Linked DNA regions of Homo sapiens: region 1 is linked to region 2. A link is a loop called in an ENCODE intact Hi-C map of the cell type or tissue named here. Cell type or tissue: heart right ventricle. All regions are shown on one strand. Each heading gives the region's core, and the rest is flanking DNA. Links, peaks and the distances in the headings are about the cores only. Region 1 has its middle 46 kb from the start of LINC02145. Region 2 overlaps TENT4A (terminal nucleotidyltransferase 4A).

Region 1 (5,388 bases), core at 102-5,101, 450 kb after region 2:
TCTAGGGAATACCCTTCTGGTCATTAGCCTTGGCAAAGAATTTATGTCTAAGTCCTCAAAAGTGAATGCAACAAAAACAAAATTGACAATTGGTACCTAATTAAACAAAAGAGCTTCTGCACAGCAAAAACAAACAAACAACAATAACAAAAACTAACGGCAGAGTAAACAGATGACCTATGGGATGAGAGAAAATATTTGCAAAATGTACATTTCACAAAAGACCAATATCTAGATTTTATAAGAAACTTGAACAAATCAAAAAGAAAAAAAAAACTATTTAAAAACTGGGCAAAGGACATAACAGACACTTCTCAGAGAAAGAGAAAGACATATAAGTGGCCAAAAACATGAAAAAAATGTTCAACATCACTAATCATCAGGAAGATGCAAATAGAAAGCACAATGAGATATTATCTCACACCAGTCACAACGGCTATTACTTAAAAGTCAAAAAATAACAGATGTTGATGAGGCTGTGGAGAAACGGGAACTCTTACACACTGTTGGTGGGAATACAAAGTCGTTCAGCCTCTGTGGAAAGCAGTTTGGAGATTTCTCAAGGAAGTAAAACTAGAATTATTATTCAACCCAGCAATTCCATTACTCAGTATATACCCCAAGAAAAATAAATTGTTCCATCAAAAAGACACCTGCACTTGCATGTTTATCATAGCACTATTCACAATAGCAAAGATATGGAATCAACACAGATACCAAACAATGGCGGATTGGATAAAGAAAATGTGGTACATATACACCATGGAATACTACATAGCTATGAAAATAATAAAATCATATCTTTTGCAGCAACATGTATGCAGCTGGGGCCATTATCACAAGCAAACTAGTACAGAAACAGAAAACCAAATATTGCATGTTTTCACTTTTACAGAGGAGCTAAACATTGGGTACACATAGACACAAAGATGAGAACAATAAATACTGGGGATTCCAAAAAGGGGAAATGGGGGGACAGGATTGAAAAACTATCTATTGTGTATTATGTTTGCTACTTGGCTAACAGGATCATTAGAAGCCGAAACCTCAACACCATACAATATACCTATGTAACAAACTTGCATGTGTACCCCATGAATCTAAAAAAGAAAAGTTGGGTTATTTCTCTTTTCATTGTTGAGTTTTAAGTTTCTTTGTATATTTTGAATACAAGTCTTTTAACAGATATGTTTTGCAAATAGTTTCTCCCATTCTGTGGTTTGTATTTTTATTTTCATAAGTATCTTTTACATAGCAGTTTTAAATTTTAATAAATTCCAAGTTATCAGTTCAATTTACTTTCATGGATTATCATTTCATGTTGTATATAAAACCACCTCAAAAAAGCCAGGTCTTATAGTTTTTTCTCTCGTCATTTCTTCCAGAAGTTTTATAGCTTCGTGTTTTACATTTAGGTATATGGTCAATTTTGAGTTAATTTTTTGTGACATGTGTAAGGGCTAGGGTTTTATTTTCATATTGACATCCAAGTTTTCTAGCACAATTGTTAAAAAAAACTGTCTTTTCTATATGGAATTGCCTTTGCTCCTTTATCAAAGATCAGTTAACTATATCTGTGTGGCTCTATTTATGGACTATTTAGTTACATTGACCTATTTATTTATTTTTGCCAACACTAGGTTTTGATTACTGTAGCTTAATAGTAAGTCTTGAAATAGAGCACTGTGAGTCCTTCAGCTTTATTGTTCTTCCTCCTCCTTCTTCTTCTCCTACTCCTTCTTTAGTGTTGTGTGATCTAACTATTTTGCCATTTGATACACACTTTAAAATTAGTTTATTGATGCCTACAAAGTAGTCCAGTAAAGTCTGGATTGTCTTGAATCTGTGGATCAAGTTGGAAAGAACTGACATCTTGACAATATTGTCTTCCTATCCATGAACATGGAATATCTGTCCATTTATTTAGTTTTTGATTTCATCAGCATTTCATAGTTTTCTGCATTCATATCCTATACATATTTTTGTTATAGTTATACCTAATCATTTCATTTTTTGTGCTATTGTAAATGGTATTTGTATTAGGGTTCTCCAGAGAAACAGAAAAACAGAAACATCATCATCTCTGTGTGTGAGTGCGTGTGTGAGACAATGTGTGTGAGTGTGTGTGTGTGTTTGGGGTGGGGAGACAGGAAGATTTAAAGAAATTGGCTCATATAATTGTGAAGCCTTGGCAACTGCAAATATGCAGGTTAGGCAGCAGGCTGGAGACCCAGGGAAGAGTAGAAGTTGGACTCCAAAGGCCATCTGCTGGCAGAATTTTTTCTTGCTTGAGAAAGGCCAGTCTTTGTTCTACTGAATGCTTCATCTGATTGGATGAAGCCCACCCACATTATAGAGGGTAATTGTCTTTACTCGAATTCTATCCGTTTAAATGTTAATCCAAAAAAATACTTTCACAAGAAAGTCTAGAATGTTTGACCAGATATCTGGGCACTGTGGCTCAGTCAAGCTGACACATAAAATTAAGCATCTCAGTATTTTCTTTTCTAATTTCAAATGCTAATTTTTAAATTTCTGGTATAAAAGAAAGCAATTGACTTTTGAGACCTTGTTATACATATTTATTAGTTCCAGAAGTGTTTTTAATTGGACTTTTCTACATAAAAGATTATATCTGTGACTAAAGACAGTTTTACTTCTTTCTTTCTAATCCATATACATTTCTTCCTTTTTCTATTTTTATTGCACCAGGTAAAACTTCTAGCACAATGTTGAATAGGAATGGTGAGAGAGGACATTGTTGCCTTGTTCCTGATTTTGAGGGGGAAGATTCCACTCTGTTTTCTTTAAATATGATATTAGCTTTCAGCTTTTAATAACTTTTTTATCAAGTTGATGATGTCCTCTCTGTTTCTAGTTTGCTAAGAGTTTTATGATAAATGGGTGTTGGATTTTGTTAAATGCCTTTCTCTGTGTTGATTGATTTGATCAAATTATTTCTTTTCTTTAGCTTGTTGATATGGAGGGTTACATTGATTTTTTTTTATTTTTGAGTCTTGAACCAGCCTTGAATGTTTTAAATACATCCCACTTGGTTGGGATGTATAATTCTTTTTGTACTTCGATGGATTTGATTTCCTAATATTTTGTTGAAGTTTTTCATATATATTTATGAGAGATATCAGTCTATAGTTTTCCTTTCATTTCACATCTTTATCTGATTTAGGTATTAAGGTAATCTGGCCTCATACCTGAGTTAGGAAATGTTCCCTCTGCTTTTATTTTTTTGGAAGATATTGTAAAGAATTAGTATTATTTCTTGAAATGTTTGTTAGAATTTACTGGTGAAAACATCTGGTATAGTACTTTCTTTTTAGGAAGGCTATAAGTTATTTATTCAATTTCTTTAATAAACACATGCCTATTCAAGTTGCCTCTCTCTCCTTGTGTGAGTTTTGGTAGTTTGTGTCTCTCAAGAAATTCATTCATTTCATCTAAGTTATCAAATTTGGAAACAGAGTTGTTCATAGTATACCTTTATTATCCTTATGCCAAAGGGATTCATTATTTAATGAATATTCTCTCATTTTTTATATCTGTGATTTATATTCTCTCTCTCACTTTTGGTAATCCTGGCTATAGATTTATCAATTTTGTGATTTTTTTTTTTTTTTTTTTTTTTTTTTTTTTTTTTTAGGGAAGAAGTAAAGTTGTTTTTATTTGCAGACAACCTGATCATTAAGTAGAAAATCCTAAGGAATATATTAAAAAATGCTAAAATTAATTGAACTTATCAGAGGTGTAGGACACAAAGTCATTATAGAAAAGCATTTTTAAAATAGATGAACAGTTTTTTTAATTCATCCTCCTCCTTTACTTCCTCCTCGTCTTCTTCATCTTCCTCTTCCACTTGTTTTTGGGCAACTTTAGCAGGACCTTTTGCACCATCAAACTTTCTAGACTTATAGTCAGCAACATCCTTCTCATACTTCTCCTTCAGCTTTGCTGCCTTGGTGATTGATATGGTTTGGCTCTGTGACCCCAACCCAGTCTCACCTGGAATTGTAATCCCGATAATCCCCACCTGTCAAGGGTGGGACCAGGTGGAGGTAATTGGGTCATGGGGGCGGTTGCTGTTCTTGTGATAGTGAGTTCTCACGAGATCTGATGGTTTTACAGGTGTCTGGCATTTCCCCTTTTGGCACTCACTCCATCTTGCCATCCTGTGAAGAAGGTGCTTGTTTTTCCTTGCCTTCTGCCATGATTGTAAGTTTCCTGAGGCCTCCCCAGCAATGCGGAACTGTGAGTCAATTAAACCTCCTTCCTTTATAAATTACCCCGTCTCAGGTTTTTCTTCGTAGCAGCATGACACTGGACTAATGCAGTGAGGTAAGGCTCCTTTCGCTGTCATTTAAGTTATTCCACATCTCAGCCAGCTTTTTTGCCACATCTCCAATAGAGATGTCAGGCTTTGTGAATTTGATCTTGGGCAGAATTCTGAACAGAACAGGAGGAATCCAGATGGTGGTCTTTTGTGGGCATTAGGATCCTTCTTCTTGCCTCCCTAAAATAACTAACTCTTTGGTTCTTTGATACTTTTGCTGACTTCCACAAATTTGGCTACATTGTATTTTAATTTTCATTTAGTTTTCAAAGTCTTTTTAAATTTCTTTGAGATTTATTTTAGACCTATGGGGTATTTAAGAGCACGTTATTTAATTTACAAATATTTGGGAATTTTTCAGCTATCTTTCTGTTATTAATTTCTAATTTAGTTCCATTGTAGTCTGAGAACATGCTTTAAATGGGTTTCTATTTTTTCAAACTTAAGGTGTTTTTCAAGGCCCAGAATGTAACCTATCTTGGCAAATGTTCCCTGTGAGCTTAAGAAGAATGTGTATTCTGTTACTGCTGGCTGAAATATTTTTAAAAATGTCAATTAGATCAAGTTGATTGATAGCGCTGTTCAGGTTGTCCGCATCTTTACTGATTTTCTGCCTGCTTAAACTGTCAATTCTGGCAGTGGCTAACTATAATAGTGGAGCTGTTTATTTCTCCTTTCGGTTCAGTCAGTTTCTTCCTCATGTATTTGGATGCTCTGTTGTGTGATATATTCATGCTTATAATTATGTCTTCCTGGAAAATTGACCCTTTTATTGTTAATGTCCCTCTTCATCACTGATCTTCCCTGTTCTGAAGAGTGCTGTGTTTGAAATTATTACAGCTATTCCTGCTTTTTTATTCAAGAGTGTCAGCATGTTACAACTTTCTCCATCCCTTCAATTTTAATTTGTCTGAGTCTTTCTATATAATATGTGCTTTTTGTAAACAACATATAGTTGGATATTTAAAAACAAACTCATCTGACAATTTTTTAAAAATAATTTCTTAGGCTGTACACTTTAAAGTGCTTATCGATATAACTGG
Region 2 (5,388 bases), core at 70-5,069:
CCAGCAAAGCCCAGACAGGCGAACACAATGGGCACGGGTGGCACTTGGCACTGGCAAAGGCCCTGTCAATCACCATGCACAGGGCACAGTCTGTGAGTGCCGAGAGGACTGGTCTGCATCATCAGTGCCCCTGTGCTCATGGCCCACCTCACGGAGGCGGCTGCCATTCACAGACGGAGTGACAGCCCACAAAAAGCCACCTCTCCAGGTGGCAGAAACATGAGGAAGCCAAAGACTACCATTGTGCAGACCAGCAGCACCGACCCACTGTGATCGCTGATCTGACAATCAGGAGGCCTCACAGTGCCCCAACAGGGCAGGTAGAAGGGCAGCTCACCCCAAGTGCATCACAACTCAGTCAACGCTAATGGAACCTACAGGAAGTAAATCCTTTAGAATGGAATGTGAATTCTCACGTGTGGAAAACTGGGACAGCAAATCAAAGGAATCTGTCACAGCAGTCACCAAGGAAGCCAGTCAGGAGAAGCTTAATTTTCATAAGAAAAGCACTGTTTCTAATTTTAATCTACAAACAACTCATTCTTCACAATCAGGTTAAGTGTGGATTTCTTTTAAAGGATATATGTTCTAAGTACTGGAGTTTTATCTTTTCTAGATTTATATTATAACTCAACGATTATGTGGGTCTTTGTTTTTTGAGTACATTTCAGCAGACACTTGAAGACAATGCCAATGTCTCCAATGTGACTCATCCAACGGACAAAAATGGATGATACACTGCCATACCGTGCTACCAAGAAAACCACTCAAGAGCCTGCACAAATCATGCCATCTATAAACAACAACAAAACACATCAGCCAATGTGTTTTCCTTGAGACGATCTTTAGGAAATAAATAAAGCTCACATCCCAGAAGCCATAAAACAAAAACAACCATTAAATCTGAGGTGTTTTTTTAAATGTATAGGAGCTGAATAAAAAAATACAAATGCAAAAAACAAATTGGAAAAAGTATGACATGTGTGACAAGAAAGGCTTCCCCGACACACACAGGCCTTGCACACAGCAGAGGAGGGCAGCCAGCAACCGGGCGGACAGCACACAGAGCCACACAGAGGAGAAGGCCCAGGGACACGCGCCTGGAGCTGGGCTCTCCACCACCTGTTCTGTCACCCGTCCGCCAACGATTTTATCACCAACAGTAAGAATGGTATCTCACCTAACAGACGCTCAATCAAAATTTGTGGAATTCATAAATAGCAATGTGTTTAACCCCACTAATCATTAAAGAAATATAAATTTAAAAGCGTTAACACATGGTTTTATCAGATTGGCAAAGATTTTAAAAGACTGTCACCAAAGGAATGAGGACATAAATACCCCTGAATACGCCAATGGGAATAAAACCGGGAAACCTCTAGCCCAGCCTTAGACTCTTCAATGCGGCAATCCTCACGACAAAACACAACCTACACACATAGGAAAGGGTCAAGGGTAAGCGTTAAGTCAAAAGCCAAGTGACAAACGTGTTTGCGTTGTGGGATGTGTTCAACAAGATAACAATAATAAACATTAATATCCATATAGGGAAAAAGTGGAGAAATACATGTCCAAATAAAAGGGGATTATGGCATCCATGGTTTTTCTATATTACATACTTCAGAGAAACAAATGGTTTAGGGTGGATATGTTATACTTCAATAATCAGAAAAAGAAAAGATTTTCCTTAATTCTTCTTTATTATAGAATGTAAACAGTTAGAAAGACAAAAGTTAATTAGAAGCATTAAATAAGGATTTCTCAAAGTGTGATTATTAACTGGTTAGTATAAGAGAAACCTGCATCAAGAGCAAATGAACTGCCCGGGGCTCTCAGAGCCCCAACACAGGCCCTGTCACCAGCACGTCCCCGAGGCTGGCCCAGCTCTCAGCAGTGGAGATCAGGGCGCCCTTACCTGGCAGCAGGGGGTCCTCAATGCACAGCATCGACGGTCTGTACCCGCTGGTCATGGCTTTCATGATCTCCTCTTTGGCGATATAGGCACCTCCTTCTTTGATTCTAATACCGGTTTTCAAGTAATTAAAATTTCTCCCATAGAGTTCAAAAAATTCTACAAGAAGCATTCCAAGGTTTTCATCAGCTCTCCGGGCATCAATTCTTGGATGCAACTGTAAAAGCAATGCACCCACAATTTGTATGGATTCATGGCATGTTCTAAAGAAAATAGCACGCGACGAAGTCTGCTGTCCAGCAGCCTCTTCAAGGCAATACCAGTGAGTGGCACTCGCTCACTCACCAGCACCACGAGGAAGCCTGAACAGCAGCCTCTTCAACGAGGAGTGTTCAAAAGGAACACAACGGACTCATCTGAATTTTAGTGTAGTTTGATTTTTGAAATTGGTAATCCATACAGCAAACTTCCTGCAAACACAGATATCTGATTAACCAAATATGGGCAAATAAGTTGGACTATATTCTGCATAACTTAGTCACCTGGATGGTAGATGTAATTTCAGATTCTCGTCATCCTAATTTCGTTATGCTGAAGCACAACCAACAGGGGTCAGTGTTAGACTGACTAGTATGGCAGTATCACATAAAACCGGAAAAGTGAAAGGATTGATTTTAGCTGTGTAAAGGTCATTAGCATTATATCACAATATTTATAGCAAGCTTCCATCCTGCTTGTCACACAGATGAGCACCACTCTCAGTTCAGTGCCATATCGTCTTCAAAAGCAGGCACTGGGCTTGTTCGGAAGTAAACCACTGTCCACCACACCTCCTGAGGGTCATAATTCTCAGCTGTCCAGACCTGCATTGCCCACATGTCTATTTAAATGAATTAAAACAAATTAATTAAAAATCCAGCTTGTTGCTCTCACCAGCCACACTGCAATACTCAGTAGCCACATGTGGCGCCCTGCCCCTTGCCGGACCATGCAGAAGTGGCCATCACCATCACAGAATTCTATCGGACAGTGCCAACTCGAAAGGGATGGACGAGGGCACATGAGAGAAAGCCCTCAGAGAAGCACGGTGCTTGAAACTATTTATAACACAGAGTGCCAGGAGGAGCTGCAGCTAGAAAGCATACAAATGTTTTTAGGGTTCAGAAGAATTCCGGAGTTCTCTGCATATTTCCACCACACAAGAGGAGGATTCCGATTCTGGCCTGACCTTTATTCCCTTCCTTATTCCTTGTCTTTTAGCCAAAATCACATATCCAAGAGCCTGGCCGGTGCCAGGGTGGGCCTCCTCCCCTCACTTAGTCAAGAAACTCAGATGCTGCCACAGTCACACCGCTGAGGCAGGACAAGCTCTGGGCACTGGACAAGGCACAGGGATGTGGCAGTGAACACAGGAATCCCACTCATGCTGTGGTGGCCTCCTGTGGGGTCACAGGATCACTGAAAGGACCCCCTGAGGGGGTGGAGGAGGCCCTGGACCCAGGCCTGGCACATGGCACATGCATGATCAAAGTATTAAGTAGCTGTTGTTACTACAAGGCCATGAAAATAGTGCAAGTCAGGAGTATATCAGTAAAGAACAGAGGCCCATGTTTAATTCAAAATAATGTCCAAAAACTATGGAAGAAAGGCTATATATAAGGGCCACATCTCAGAGGGGAAAGTGAAGACAGGACAGTGTGACTAGAACTGTAAGAAAACAGACATGGAATTCCATTTTCACTACTTTTAAAGCATCTTGGCAGAGACAGACCAAGGAAGCTGCGATCATCACAGGTAGTTACCCAGTGATTCTACTATCATAGCATTCATGACAGTGAGAACATTACCAAATCATGGACAGATTCGGTAATCTCAGCACAATCACAAAGACCAAATTAATGGTAAACACTGGAGAAATACAGCCGTGCGGCTAAATTATATAGGCAAGATTTTGTAAAGGACAGAATTCTTCACTCAAGAAAATATAAACGGAATAATTACTGTTCCAATTAGAGATGATTTTATATGTTTAAAAAGTATAATTACAGTTTATCAATACATCACAGCATTTAACAATACTTTTTAAAACACGTAGGTTTTCTATTGATAGATTTTCCATGTTACTCAGCAAAATAAGGACCACATATAATTTAAGACAAAATAATGATGTTTCATCAGTCTGAGAAAGCTCTCTTGTAAATCCTTTTCTCATATGTGGTACTCAACTTTATTCTGAGACAAATTTTTTTCAATATAAATCACAGACAAGCACCAAGAAATGTTTATTGTTTACCATGAAATGGACATTTCTGAATACAGAGAATTCCCTGAGCTTGGACTGATGTGCACTGGACTCACAGAACCAGACGGGCACCCCTGCACCAACAGTTACACCCAGTACAAAATGAGCATCCAGAAAGGTGCATTAATCAAGAGGGTTTGATTGTAAGAATCAGAAATCAGCCTCTACCAAATTGAAACAATACAGTAAAAGGAGAGCAAAGGCTGCTGGAACCCACTAGGCAACTGGTTGGAAGAGTCTACTCTTACACATGTCTCAACAGAAACAGTCTCAAGAAAGCATACATACCTGTAGAAAGCTAATGGCCATTAAAATTAGGCTGTATGAGCTAATTCCACCTGTAAAAACTTCATTCAGGTCCCTCTGCAGAAGGAACTGTTTCAATACTAAAATCAAGTAAGGCAGCAATGAATATTTCTGTAAATTCCAAAAGAAAAAGATTTACTGAGTAATTACCATACTTTCAAAGAGATTTCACATAGCAAATCACACAAGACAGAAAGGAAAGTTTCCTCGATCCTCTTGCCCATCTGAAGGCTCTCAGTCATTAAGTCTCAAACTTTGGTTGGGGGACGCTAAGAATTAATTTCCTGAGGGGCTTGTGAAAATCGAGACTGTGGAGCTCTCCCTGGGTTACGACTCAGCAGGGGTGCACCCCTACCATGACGAGTCCACAGGCACAAAGGAACTCAGGAAGAGACCAGCGCGTTCACTGGAGTGTTTATGTGCTTGCTACACAGGCCATGAGGACAGTGGGGGCCTCCGGAGCAGGAGAGCAGAGTGAGGCTGGCAAGGAAGGCAGAGCGGCAGGAGATGGCAGGAGGGAGGGAAAGCCTGGCTGCTGCTGTTCGTGTTGCGCTTGGGGTGGACATGCTCCCTCAGACCAGATGACAAGGGGGAAGGGGGAACCTGAAGAGCAAGGCCCTTGAAAATGGAACAAGATGGGACCAGATTGCAGGGGTGGATTTGCCCCTGCTAAGGATTGCAACAGCCTCTACTGCAACAGGAGGTCACGACCACCCGGAGGTGCGTCTGCCCCTGCTAAGGACTGCACGGCCTCTACTGTAACAGGAGGTCATGACCACCCGTTTAAGACCAGGCACATGGTCAGAGTCCCAAACATGTCAGCTCAACCAAGTCTCTCTGCCCATCCTCAGGCACTGAGACCTCCCAA

Evidence for each region. A loop is a pair of places that touch in the nucleus more often than their neighbours do. Peaks named below come from ENCODE experiments on the same cell type or tissue, not always from the same donor. Only the 100,000 strongest peaks of a DNase experiment are listed, where the experiment ranks them.
Region 1: a loop joins it to region 2, with 4 times the contacts of the local background. A loop is called at or near these places in 15 of 110 quality-filtered maps.

The regions. Positions count from the first base shown.
Region 1 is chr5:6,289,055-6,294,442 of GRCh38, reverse strand. It overlaps the pseudogene HMGB3P3. Among named protein-coding and RNA genes, the nearest start is that of LINC02145, 46 kb to the left of the region's middle. In heart right ventricle, for the core only: a CTCF peak has its summit at 2,273 (motif pointing left); no DNase peak of the experiment used is centred there.
Region 2 is chr5:6,742,955-6,748,342 of GRCh38, reverse strand. TENT4A (terminal nucleotidyltransferase 4A) reads right to left here. Exons shown (of 13, transcript NM_006999.6): 6 at 4,503-4,631; 7 at 1,916-2,129. Among named protein-coding and RNA genes, the nearest start is that of TENT4A, 32 kb to the right of the region's middle. In heart right ventricle, for the core only: a CTCF peak has its summit at 2,521 (motif pointing right); no DNase peak of the experiment used is centred there; H3K27ac peaks cover 1,228 bases.